3 separate regions of the Homo sapiens genome follow, and all the other regions are linked to region 2. The links are chromatin contacts, found by Hi-C in ENCODE. All regions are on one chromosome and are shown on one strand. The core of a region is the stretch at or near the end of the contact, and the rest is flanking DNA. Distances in the headings are between cores, read along the strand shown. Region 1 holds the start of PLRG1 (pleiotropic regulator 1). Region 2 holds the start of NAF1 (nuclear assembly factor 1 ribonucleoprotein). Region 3 holds the start of NEK1 (NIMA related kinase 1).

What was found. Hi-C counts contacts between places; a loop is a spot of excess contacts on that map. Pooled maps may share reads with other maps.
Region 1: a loop to region 2 is called in a pooled map, with 6 times the contacts of the local background. The contact joins the promoter of PLRG1 here to the promoter of NAF1 in region 2. A Hi-C loop is called at or near these places in 2 of 50 pooled maps.
Region 3: a loop to region 2 is called in a map of naive thymus-derived CD4-positive, alpha-beta T cell, with 15 times the contacts of the local background. The contact joins the promoter of NEK1 here to the promoter of NAF1 in region 2. A Hi-C loop is called at or near these places in 3 of 168 maps with a recorded cell type or tissue (naive thymus-derived CD4-positive, alpha-beta T cell and posterior vena cava) and 12 of 50 pooled maps.

The regions. Positions count from the first base shown.
Region 1 is chr4:154,549,098-154,553,561 of GRCh38, reverse strand. It overlaps PLRG1 (pleiotropic regulator 1), which reads left to right and starts at 3,162. Exons shown (of 15, transcript NM_002669.4): 1 at 3,162-3,262. The coding sequence starts at 3,254. RefSeq lists enhancers at 1,151-1,445, 2,829-2,988, 3,009-3,058.
Region 2 is chr4:163,165,214-163,169,821 of GRCh38, reverse strand. It overlaps NAF1 (nuclear assembly factor 1 ribonucleoprotein), which reads left to right and starts at 2,932. Exons shown (of 8, transcript NM_138386.3): 1 at 2,932-3,459. The coding sequence starts at 3,095. RefSeq lists enhancers at 2,979-3,178, 3,199-3,318, 3,349-3,428, 2,920-3,787.
Region 3 is chr4:169,610,710-169,614,986 of GRCh38, reverse strand. It overlaps NEK1 (NIMA related kinase 1), which reads left to right and starts at 2,404. Exons shown (of 36, transcript NM_001199397.3): 1 at 2,404-2,765; 2 at 2,844-2,967. RefSeq lists enhancers at 2,332-2,391, 2,812-2,931.

The DNA of each region.
Region 1 (4,464 bases), core at 1,913-4,412, 8.6 Mb after region 2:
CCTAACCCCCAGTATCTAAGAATGTGACCTTATTTGGAAATAGGGTATTTTTGGATGGAATTAGTTAAGATGAAGCCATACTGGAGTAGGGTGGGCCTTTAATTCAATATGATTGATGTTCTTTAAGAAGGAGAAATTTGGCATAGGCATATGCACAGTGAGAACGAAATGTGAAGATGAAGGCAGACATGACAGTGATGCAGCAGAAGACAAGAAACGGCAAAGACTGCCAGAGAACTACTGGAAGTTAGGGGAGAGGCATAGAACACATTCTCTCTCACAGCCCTTAGAAGGAACCAACTTTGCCAACGCCTTTATTTCAAGCCTCTTGCCTCCAGAACTGTGAGACAATAAACATTTGTTGTCTAAGCCATCCAGTTTGTGGTACTTTGTTACATCAGCCCTAGCAAACTAATACACATGAGATGGGGCTTCATGTAGTAGAGGATGGTGAAATTGTGATAAGTAAGACCCGAGGACTCTCTCTCTCTCTCTCACACACACACATACACCTTGCTAAGATATTTATAACTGACAGTTTATAACTGATAGTACAATCTAATTATTCCCAAAGTCTTTCCAGGCATTAACAGGAAGAACAGCCCCTTCACTGTTCCTTATAGTCCCAGAAGCTTGTTTCAACTATGCTACAAGAAAGTATCTGCTAACACTACCTTAGTATTTAGGCAAATTCATAGCATTGTGCTAAACAATTAAAGACCAAAGTTTTGGAAGAAATGTCCAAGTATCATTTTTCACAGGTTTTGACCTCAGAAATTCAAATAAACAGTGATAACTCCCATGATTACTTCCTTTTGAATTAACGAACAATTTCAAATATGAAATTTAAGGGATGGACATACTGAGCCACACAACTCTAAAGAACATTGCATATAGTGTTTTTTAAAGCTTGTATATTTAACCCTCTAAGTTGAAACAGAAAAATAAATAGTAATATTTATTATTTTATAAGAATCAGAAAACACTTCCTATAAAAATATCATAAAAAGCTGATGAAAATGGCACTCAAATCTATACTCATATGACCTATCACTGTTCAAGAGCAAAGGACAATATTTGAAGGAGAATAAAAAGAGTTTCTGTATTGGTGAGTTTAAAAAATCTTGCCTAAAGAAGGAGGGCTTTCCTTAAAACTTGTATTCTTGGTTTTACACAGACATAATACTAATAATTTATATTAATAAGTTACTTGCCGTGTCTGCTTTAAGGACAGCCCTGAGGGCCCGTACAAAGAGCAGTGGTGACACCTGCTGTTCAAATAAGGCAGCTTCGGGTGTCAGCCAGGCCATGTGTGTATGACGGAGCCTTTCAGGAATCCAATTAAACTTGTGGATCCTTTCTCCAGAAAATAAAACATATTCCCATATAAATACAAAATTTTCCTACAATATACATAATTCATGAATCCCTGAACTAAATAATAGGGTCACTTGAGTTCTATATTTATCTAAAATATTGTAAACTTTCAAGGGGATGACATCATTCTATAAATTCACGACAGTGTTTTAAAAGGAGCAAATTCGAGGCAATTTACCTCAATCATTACCATGTTGTTATTGAGAAATTAAATTAATGTCTCCAGGATGATTAAATATGTAAAAAGTTAATAGATCCAACTAGACAATTAATATATTGCCATATATATTAGTCTTGCTTAGGTTTCTATGGTTTTATTGTCATTTCAAATCATGTTATTTTCTATAGTTATTATTAATAGGTGAGTATATTATTTAGTTCATCAAGTATATATTTTACAATTATGGTATTTTCTTGCAAGGAAATACCATCACCTGCCACCTTTACAGAAAAGCAATTCTTAGGCCAAACTCACAGTTAAATTCAGAGATGCTGTATCTTCAAGTAAAAACATGACCTTAAGGCAGGGCTCAGTGGCTCATGCCTGTAATCCTAGCACTTTGGGAGGCCGAGGCGGGCGGATCACCTGAGGTCAGGAGTTCAAGACCAGCCTGGCCAACATGGTGAAACGCTGTCTCTACTAAAAATACAAAAATTAGCCGGGCATGGTGGCGGGCGCCTGTAATCCCAGCTACTCCAGAGGCTGAGGCAGGAGAATAGCTTGAACCTGGGATGCTGAGGTTGCAGTGAGCCAAGATCGCGCCATGGCACTCCAGCCTGGGCGACAAGAGCGAAACTCTGTCTCAAACAAAAACCCATGACCTTAATGTTTTTAATGAATTTCCAAGTAAGGTTGATTTATATTGCTATTCTTTTGCTAGATTTTTTCCCCCTCTCAAAGTGTAAGCAGTATGCTCTCAGGACAGGATTAGTGAAACTGAAACAGGGCCAGTAAAATGTTTGTCTATTTAAGTTTGTAAATGCCTAAGTCCATCCATTTTTTTTTTTACATAGAAAAATAATTGGGTAGGGTTGATCACAAACCACAGATTTTACCAGGGTAGAAAGCAAAAATACCAATACTTGGCACAAGGATATGTATAAATAAAAATGGCTAAAGTCTCCAATTGTGTCTTCTACCAGCTTTGAAAAGCTGTACCCTGGCATTGTTGAAGCCACAATAATCAGCAGGCAACTAGGAAATGGACAAGAGCTATGCAGTTTTGAGAAATTAAAAAAAAAAATCTATTAGCAGAAAATAAATATGGGGTTTTGTTATAACTACATGTCAAAATTTTCCAAATTAAAACAGCTATTCCTCAACGTTCACTTAACAAGTGTTTACTGGACTGTTTAAGCGAAATTGTTTTCAGGTGTTAAGCCTACAAGTGTCCAAGTGCTTCTCGCCAGGATTAGAACCAGGAGACACAAAGCACGCAGGCGACCTCCAAAGAGATCAAGGTAGTGGAAATGCCTTAGATAGAGCCCACGGGAGTTTGCTCTCCAGACGCTTAGGTTCTCTGAATAAAAAGCGTTAAGCTTCCGGGGAATACAGCACGAACAACCAGGACCCCAACTAAGGCAGAAAACATAATTCTAAGATTTCTTCAGAGGGACGAGTGAAACCCTCCACCCAGGCCCTTCCAGGAGTCTCCGGCTTTCAGCCTCGAGACTCCGCCCTAGAGGCGGTCCCGAGGAGGGAGACCCGCCTCCTGATCCTAGATGGCCGAGGGAGACTAGCGCGCGTGCGCAGAGCTTGCATCACATCCGCCGCCTGGGCGCCCAATTCCGGAAGGTGCTGCACAGCTGTGGCGGCGGGTACTGCGTTAGTGATTAGAGTTTCTTCCCTGCCGGAGGTGGGATACACGGTAGCATCATGGTCGAGGTAAAGTGACACTGGGGCTCTCAAGAGTCGTTTGTCTCTGGACTGTTTTTTTTGGCAGTGCGCGTGGGGGATTGAGAGTACTTGGAGTCCAGAGAGAAAAGAGGCTACGAGGGGAGCTATTTGGCCAAGGCCGAGTGGTCTCTTCTTCGGGTTTTCGGGGAAGGGGTAGAAGCCGGATGAGAACCCGAGTCGGAGGTTCAGCCTGGGCGCGAAGCCTGAGATAATTCGTCCAGTCCTCGTTTGACTCTTGGGAGCTGGAAAGTGTCCTCGGAGGCGGGGCCTCTGTTGGTGATCGACCACTGGTACTTGCCGCCCTCGGGGCAGTGTCAGTGAGTCTGTGCCCTAAAAGATTGGTAGTCTTCTCTATCTTGCGTTCAGGTCGTCTCTTATTTCACCTCTACCCCCAGAAAAACTTGCCGTTCTTTACATCTTTCCCTGGCATGAACAGCCAACGCTGTTAGCTGGTCTTGTCCATCTTACCCCACATGTTTATTGATTCCATTCACTCTTCTCCATATCCGCTGCAGTCCACCTTAATTGAGACCAACATCATCTTTCACCTGGACTGGTGCATTAGCTCCCCGTTGGTTGGTTTCCTTGCTTCCATTTTGTTCTATAAGTTGTTCTGTTTAAAACGTAAGTTGTTCATACCTTTCTTGTTTAAAACCCTTTACTGACCCTATGTTGCTAGAACAAAATATAGGCTGTTGTAATAGTCTAAAAGACCTTACCTAATCTGGACCTTGTCTACCCTTGCAGCTACAAAGCACCATCTCATCCTCCATACACAGCTGTACTGCGCTCCTTGTATTATTTCAGTTAACTGAACTTTTTTTTACATGACATTTCCATCAGCCTGGTTCGTTCTTACCTCTGTTTTGTGCAAGGCTAACTCCCTTTCTGCTTAAATATCACCTTAGTGAAATCTTTCACAATTATACTTAGTCCTTCATTCCCTGACTCAGCGCCTTGCTTGTTGCCTTCATAGCACTTATCAAAATGTGGAATTATTTTACTTTTTATTTGTCTGTTTCCTCTTGAGCACAGGGACCATGACCACCTTTTTATCATTCTATTGTGAGATTCTAGCACAATACCTGCCAGACACACAGTAGGAGCTCAGTAAATATTTATTGAGTAAGTTAAACTCCGGCATCACTCAGTTGCTAAACCTGAGGTTCTAGCCAAAGAGGAGCTTCCTC
Region 2 (4,608 bases), core at 1,683-4,182:
TTAAAAGATAGTGGGAAGAGGCTGGGGGTATAGACCAGATAGTCAGGGCTCGGATGATCAAGAGAGCCTCCAACCAGAGACTGTTCTCAGTGTTGGGGGTTTCTTCCCCCTTTTTAAAACCTGTATTCAGCTTGGTCAGTTATCAGATGTTTCTCTCATAAATGGAGTCGAAGCTATTCTTACAAGGGTAAGCTTTAAGGTTCATGAAAGTTGCATCTGTGCTGAAGTGGCCTGGTCTCCTGGAAATCACTGGGCCAGGGGTGGAAATCTCCAGGGCCAGTTAGTATTATATTGATAAATACATTTAGTGTCAGCCCCTCAAGACACTTGAGTGAGCCTTATGGCTATAATTACTCTTATAGCCACGATATATCTCTTATAGTACATTTTCCTTAATTTTCCAAGTATCTTCTCTGTCTTTAGTTTTCCCATTTCATACATTCTTGCATTTACATGGTACATTTCTCTACTATAGTACCTTCTGCTTGTTTTCAACTTGTCTGTTCTACTGAACTGTTAACTCCATAAGGGTAGGGACTGTGTTTATCTTCCTGTATGCATAGTTTATAATGCAGTGCACAGCATATCGTAATGTTAAGAAAATGATTACTGAATGAACAAATGAGTATTTCAATTATCCCATAACTTAGGCTTCTGGTCTTAACCTTTCTGTCAAATTCCAGTTTCTTATTTTTAAATGCCTATTTACATTTTTAATTGTCTAGTTTTTCTTCAGACTCAACTTCACATACCCACATCTCTTTCCAACTTCTCCGTTTAATTAATTAATTAATTAATTTGAGAGGGAGTTTCCCTCTTGTTGCCTAGGCTGGAGTGCAATGGTGCAATCTTGGCTCACTGCAGCCTTTGCCTCCTGAGTTCAAGCGATTCTCCTGCCTCAGCCTCCCAAGTAGCTGGGATTACAGGTGCCCACCACCATGCCCAGCTAAGTTTTTGTATTTTTAGAAGAGATGGGTTTTCGTCATGTTGGCCAGGCTGGTCTCAAACTCCCGGCCTCAGGTGATCTGCCTACCTCAGCCTCCCAAAATGCTGGAATTACAGGCGTGAGGCCCTGCGACTGGCCAACTTCTCCGTTTTTATTGGTAATACCAACTTCTTTCTAATTTCCTTGACCAGAAATTTTAGAGTACTTTTATTCTTCCCCTGATGCTGGGGATGTCCTTTACTCTATTTCATTGACTGTAAGCCTAGTTCAGACTTTTATCACCTAATTCCTGGAAAAATGCAACAAAGTGGCTGGCTGGGGAATAATTCTGGCTCAAACGTCTTCCCTTCTCAAATCTGTACTGCATGTCTTTGCAAGATCATTGTTAATTAAATATTTTATTCGTGAGTTCATGCATTGTTCCATTTTCCAAGTATTTTTGCACACTGAATGTATGACATGCCACTCCCTTATATAAAGCCTTACTTAGTGCTCACATGAACTAAATGAGATAGTATTTTTATCTCCATTTTACAGATAAGGAAATTAGGATTTAGATTAACTGCCCAAAGTCAGTAACACCAAACACAAAATGGTAGAGCTGAGGCCTGAACACAGGTCTTTTTAGTTGAAAACTCTGAGCTCTGCTTAATCATTGTGCTAGTAAGTTCGTATCCCAAGTTTAAAGTCCTTCTTCACTTTGGAGGATTTCCATGAAATAGCCTACCAATCCTACTTCCCATTTCTGCTGCACTTGGATTTTCTATTTCATATTTCAAATATTTTTCTAGTTATCTCCTGTGCATTGCCCTTCTCTACTTCAAGTAGATTGTAAGCTTCTTAAAACCTTACTCTTATTACACTTGCCTTGCATTTCTATGAAGATCTACTGTTGTAGATGACACACTAAATTCTCAGTGAATAATTTATAAAATCTTTAGCACAGTCCTTGGCACATATGCATGTTTAACAAATGGTATCAATGATTATTATTACTACACAGGGACTGATGCCTCAAACTGAAGACCTAATAGGAAACCAGAAAATTCTGATCTCTTCCTCAGTCCTAAGAACTCTGCTTGCTTTCTCCACAATTTAGACTAGTGGTTTCCAACAATAAGTGAGTACATTTCAGTCTCATAGTCTCATCTCTCTACTACGAAACAGTGCTAAGTATGATATAGACATCACCATAACATGAACAACACAGCAAAATTTTGTCCATTACTGCTCTCTTTGAGGGTACTTTGGAGAAAGGAAAATGGAATAGTTGTAGTTACATTTTTGAAAAAATGGTTAATACCCTATCTATCGACAGATGGATCTATTGATGGATAAACTTCATTTAACTTTCATGAAGTTACTAGCGTCTTGTCAAGACTTCCTGGCTCAAGTTTCTGATGTACAGAACTTAGCATTCTTCAGGCACCCCCCTGTTGTATAATCCCTGCTTCATTTTGGCGCTTCAAGCAGAATTGGTTCACATGCAGCAATAGGAAAATCCGACATTCAGGCCTTGAATGGTTCACATGACGCAGTGAAAACGGTCGATTTAGGGCCTCCCTAGTCCTGATTATTTTTTTTTGAGACGGAGTCTCGCTTTCTCGCCAGGCTGGAGTGCAGTGGCGCGGTCTCGGCTCACTCCAACTTCCGCCTGCTGGGTTCAAGCGATTCTCCTGCCTCAGCCTCCCAAGTAGTGGGAATTACAGGCACGCGCCACCATGCCCAGCTAATTTTTGTATTTTTAGTAGAGATGGGGTTTCACCATGTTGGGCAGGCTGGTCTGTGAACTCCTGACCTTGTGATCCGCCCACCTCGGTCTCCCAAAGTGCTGGGATTACGAGCGTGAGCCACGGCGCCCGACCCCCTAATCCTGATTTTCGAAGATATGACGCATGTATCCTGCCCCCGCGAGCGCCGTCGCGCCGTCGCGCCACATACGTCACACGCTCTTCGGAAAGCGTTGCTGCGTAAATGGCGGGGGCGTGTCTTTTGGCTCCTCCGCGTGTAGTTACCTGAGAAACGCGGGAAGTTGGGCCCAGGCAGTGTTGCTGCGGTTGCCTAAGTTGTTTTTCTATTTCTGGAGAGAGCCGTGAGCTTGTCCAGGGGCCCCAATCCTGAGGCCGACCCGGTTTCTGGCGCGGTGCGATGGAGGTAGTGGAGGCCGCCGCCGCTCAGCTGGAAACTCTGAAATTCAATGGCACCGACTTTGGAGTTGGGGAAGGTCCGGCGGCTCCGTCTCCGGGCTCTGCCCCTGTGCCAGGGACACAGCCGCCGCTACAGTCGTTTGAGGGGTCCCCGGACGCTGGGCAGACCGTGGAGGTTAAGCCTGCCGGGGAGCAGCCTCTGCAGCCCGTTCTGAACGCCGTCGCGGCCGGGACCCCGGCGCCGCAGCCACAGCCACCGGCTGAATCGCCGGCCTGCGGAGACTGCGTCACCTCCCCAGGAGCCGCAGAGCCTGCGCGGGCGCCGGACTCCTTGGAGACCTCGGACTCGGATTCGGACTCGGACAGGTCGGGTGCCTAAGGGACCCGGAGCTGTGGGGAGAGGTCTTGTATGACGGGCGGGGGTGGCTGGGGCCTAGGAGCCTAGAGGTTGCTTGTGTGGGCCCTGGAGGGTGGGCAGGTCGTTGGTGCTCCGGGCTCACGTGTTGAAGTATTGGCTCCGACTGCCCCTTATTCGCTGCCTCTCAAAGCAGGTCGCGTTGTGAATCTGAGCTTAGTACTGACTTATTTCCTAAATTTGGTGGCCTGAAGGGTTCTATGTATAGATCGTATCATTTTTTGTTAGACTTTAGAAAACCCGAGGATCTTAGGTTATTTCCGTAACTACTCAGTTTAGGCTGTACTTTTGTGGTTATAGTTGAGTTTTGTGTCAGATCTGATTTTTTTTTATCATCACATCTAGGCTTTGTTTTTTGAACCACATACATTGGGGATCAGGAAAAGTATTATTTTTTGTGTTTCAAAGCTGGCTCTTGATGATTACGTTAATTTATAGAATCCTTGCAGGGAACACGTGTTTATGAAAGTAGCCAAACAGTGTTATTTAGTAGTATCTTATGCTTCTTACGTTTTGTGAGAGCCTTTCCCCCTTGCCCCCACACCTGTCTTTTAAATATGAAATCTCTGGGCTGGAGAGGACTCCAGCATGTGGGATGTTACTAAACCACACTGAACATTGTCTACAAATAGTTGAGTGTGTTGAGTGGGGTACTGAACAGGTTAACAAGATAGACACGTGTTGAGGAGGTGAGAAGTTTAGTTTTCAGGGAAGTCATCAGCGGAGAGTGGAAGTGAAGAAGGCTGAAGGATTTGAGTAGAAGGAGAGGGTATGAAATGTACTGGGAGGGGGAAGTAACAACTGTAAACAAGGTTGGATTTCTTGGCAGTACTAAGATTGCAGTATAATCATCTTGTGGGATTTCAGAGCTCATTTTACTAGCAAAGAAAAGTAAATGGTAGATGATTTGGGGATACGTTTTGAAAGCAGAAGGGATATGGCGTCATAATAGGCCAACTTAGTGTCAGGATACTACTTCTGACTCTGTGGGTGATGGCAGAGGATACCAAATATTTGAAGAAGTCAAAAGGGGTACAACTTTTTGCCAGTTAACAGCAGTGAAATCAAATGGAAACTGAAGAAGCAGGTTTAGTTAGTAT
Region 3 (4,277 bases), core at 1,155-3,654, 6.4 Mb before region 2:
GAATATATTTCTGAAAAATCTAGTAGAATAGCTTAGGTATACTGCTAGTCCCCTTCCATTTACTATATTGTACTACCACTATTAATAAGGAGTTAAGAAATTTTCATAACCAAGACATAGGAGTGTTAAAGTGAAAAAATATGCATACATTTTGACCCAGCAAACCTACTTTTCGAAATCTATCCCACAGAAGTAATTATACCATTGGAAACAATATGTCTACTGAATGGAGTAGATTTTGGTATAGCCATATCATGAAATATCAATATCATTCACAAGAATTAGTTGATATCCGCATAGATGTTCATATACTATTAAATTTAAAAATGTACGTTGCAAAATAATATGTATACTATAGTCCCGGCTAGGCACAGTGGCTCACGCCTGTAATCCCAGCACTTTGGGAGGCCAAAGCAGGCAGAATTACTTGAGCTCAGGAGTTCAAAACCAGCCTGAGCAACATGGTAGAACCCATCTCTACAAAACACACACACAAGAAGCCTGGGCAACATGGCAAAAACCCTATCTCTACAAAAAAAATACCGAAATTAGCCAGGTGTGATGGCACGCACCCATGGTCCCAGCTGCTCGGGAGGCTGAAGTGGGAGAATCACTTGAGCCTGGAAGGCGGAGGTTGCAGGGAGCTAAGATCGCGCCACTGCACTCCAGCTTGGGAAACAGAATGAGACCCTGTCTCCAAAATAAATAAGTAAATAAAAGACTAAGACTAATATATAAAATATAAAAATGCATGCTTATGTTTTTAGGAACTTAGAGAAAAATGTAGATGATATTAATTAACTGTTAACATTGGTTTCGTGGAGGACAGCACAGAAGAGCTCTGGGAAGGAGACGATAGGCTTTATCTTTGTGTACTTGTGTTACTGGCTTGTTGCAAGAAGCAAAAACTTTTTTGTTTGAAAGAAAAGTCCAATAAAATATTTAAAGAAAAAGAAACCCCAAAGCACTCTTGTTTAAAAATAAAAAAAAAAATCAATTGTACAGGGGTATATAAACCAGAAAGGGAAATCAGGTAATCTTCTTAGGTAACCTGCTTTATTTACTCATCAATATATCAATGGTATCTTTGTATGTCAATAAAGTAGATCTTGATTACTCTTTTAAATGGCTTTAGAGTATTTCATTGTTTGGATATATTATAATTTAATCAATTCTTTATTGTTATACATTTACAGTATTTCTAGTTTTTCTGGTTATAAACAATAACGGTTATCCTTGTATATAAATCATTGCTCACTTGTTCCAGAAGTTAAATTGCTGAGTCAAAGGATATGCATACTGCTAGCATACCTTCTAGAAAGACTGTAGCAGTTTGTAGTCCTACCAATAGTTTATGACATGAGCCTAAAGAATTATCTAAGGAGGTTAGCTGACTAGCCATTCTTCCTGTAAGCAGCAAAAAGAATTTGCTTAGATTAGTAATTGGCAACATTTCACTTCACTTTGATGTACAAAAGGATGTGGGTAGAACTACAATTGTGCATTCAGACATGATAATTCCTACTAACTGGGGGTAGGAGGGCCCACAGGAGTGTAGACTAGAAGTAGAAAGAATGAGGAAAATAAGTCTTTTGTAGCTGTATGGCGATTGAAGAGGAGATAAAACAAACTCTCCAGCTTTTCAGGTTGGGTGACTTGCAGCGCCATCGTCTGGCAAAGCCGCCAAAATCTTTCAATGTCCCTAGGAATAAAGTTGCCCTGAGTAGGGCCACTCAGGATGACGCCAGATGATATCCCTTATTATAGTTTTAGGGGAATCTCTTCCTACCTTCGCCAGTCCTGCAGTGAAAAAATGTACTTAGACTGCTGTACATTTCCAAACCCTTCAACATACAGACAAGTAATTTATACATACATTAGATGTAAAGGTGTAGAAAACCCCATACAGCTTTTTAAAAATATCTCAAGACTTAAACATTCTTCTGTTTCAACCATCCAAGATATAATAGGAAAAGACTTGCTTTTTAAAGCAAAATTGCTCTTTAAAATGTGGCATCCCTAAGTAGTGCGCTTTCATGTAAAATAAAAAAGTCCCTTTCTCGGTGTAGTAGCTGTGGGAAAATTTTATATGCTTTATATTCCAAATTGGTTTCAACTAGTGAGTTCTCTCCCGCATCTCTGCATGACTCTTAACAGCTTTACACTCTCTCCATCCTTTTCATCTCTCCCGTCTCGTCCTTTCTGTCTTCCCGCCTGCAGAGCCCGCCCCTCCCGTCCCTTCGCACAGCACCCCGCCCGCCCCTTCGCACAGCACCCCGCCCGACCCTACGGTTCTAGCCCAGCCTCACTGCTCCTTCCCAGCCGCCTCCGCTGCGTGCCGCCTTCCACGCGCTGACGTCACACGCCAGCGCCGGTGACGCGCCGGCCGCTCTCCCTTAGTCCGCATTCGCTCCAGGGTTTTGGGACCCTAGGTTGCGGAGTCCTTACCCTACCCTGGCCTCTCGAGCAGTTGTCCCCATAACTCGGAATCTAGAGCCGCTGTTGCGAGGCAGGAGCACGTGGCAGTCAAGTAGCTTCCCAGTCCCGAACGCCGCCCGTCCCCACCCCGCCGTGGCCACTAGCAACGACCTCTGTGAAGTTGGAGAGGCGGTAACGGAGGCACTCCCCCTGCTGCACCCCGCCGTTTCTACGGGGCTCAGAAACCAGTTTGTTTGTTTCGTCGGGGTAGTGTCGACCTGTCTTACGGGCGTCGCCCGAGACAGGACGGAGTCAAACCCGTGGTATCAACTGAAGACGAGTGTCAGGTGTGGAGAGTCTCAGTGCCCCCTTTCAGTCTGGACTGTGAGCTGCTGCTGGTTAGACAGTCTTGGTTTCTCTTTCAGGATGTCATTTTCAAAATGCGGGATGGTACCTCTGCTTTATTAAGCCCCGTAGGAAGACTGCCACACCTAGACTGATGCTTATTAGTCATCACCGTTATTCCTACTAACGTCCTGTGTCACTGAGGTGAGTTCCACTTGGGGGAAGGAATGACATGCAAAATGGTAAAAATCATCCTGGAAATGAGATGTGCGTAGAACTGCTTATATTGAGATTACACAGATACCTTAAGTGTTTGCAGGGAAAATACCTTAATCTCATTTAAATGTTAATTCTCTAAGACACTCTGTATTAACAAAGCGATTCTTGGACATTACGGTATTTTTAAAAACTAGAGCGGTAATGGGATTAAAATAATAGGAATCTTAGTATGGATAAGCAAGCATTTGCATTGCTTATGTTGTGTCCAATCTTAAATTACTGATAAATTTTAATTAGGAAGCGAATATGAGTAGTAGTTAGCTGGTTACCCTGTAATCTTAGATTTCTGTTTCCATGATTTGACACAGTTTCCATATGTAAGGCATTAATTGTTGTACTACTTTAAGAGTTTATCATAACTTTTTTTGCAGGCCTATTTTTTGTTCTTTAAGATCTGCTTTAGGAAGCAGAAATATTTTTTATTGCCTTGGTATGTTTCATTAGAAATGTTTATGAAGGATTAAAAGTGGCATCCAATCTAAGTTAATGACCTTTTTTTATGATGCAGCAGTATTGTAGAGCTGATGGAGGGGAGCCAAATTTGGAGAGAAGTAACTCCTTGTTTCTAGTTTACATTTGTCTGGTTTTAGAGGTTCTACAGATCTGTTTCACTTAAAATATCCATTGTTCTAGGTGAAATGTAAGGAGCCTATTTTGTGGGAAAACAGGTTTTTTTCACGTTAAAAGTCACTGTCAGGAATTTAATAAAGGTCGTCGGACTTGACCACAGAAGTTCTTTTGAGGTCGTGTGAATAGTACATTGACATTGTATTCCAAGTAAATTTTGCCCTGTCTAATCTCCTGCCTTCTAGTCTAAGTCATGAACATGACACCTTTTCACGAATGTACATTCTTTATTTACCTGTTGGTAGTTTCTACTACAAAATCTGTTGAATATTGTCTGAATAGACTTACAGAGAAGAAAAAATATTTTGAAAAAAGTCTAATAGAAATTCCATTTTTGCTTTCTGCTTTTTCGAATAAAGGAAGATAAAGAACTTTTTTCCTGAGAAGATAAATGGATCCCCTCCCACTATTCAAGATGGTATTTATTGCTTAGGCAGAACTGTATGTATGGATTGTAGCTGCATACAGCGCCAAAAGACTTCTTGAAACCTGTTGCCATGCCTTTACCATGTTTCCCTTCAAGACAGCCTGTCTATAGAATATCTGAAACACCTGATGAGAGCTTAATGCTTAACCTAAGTATGTGTTCCAGATTGATCGAAGTTGAG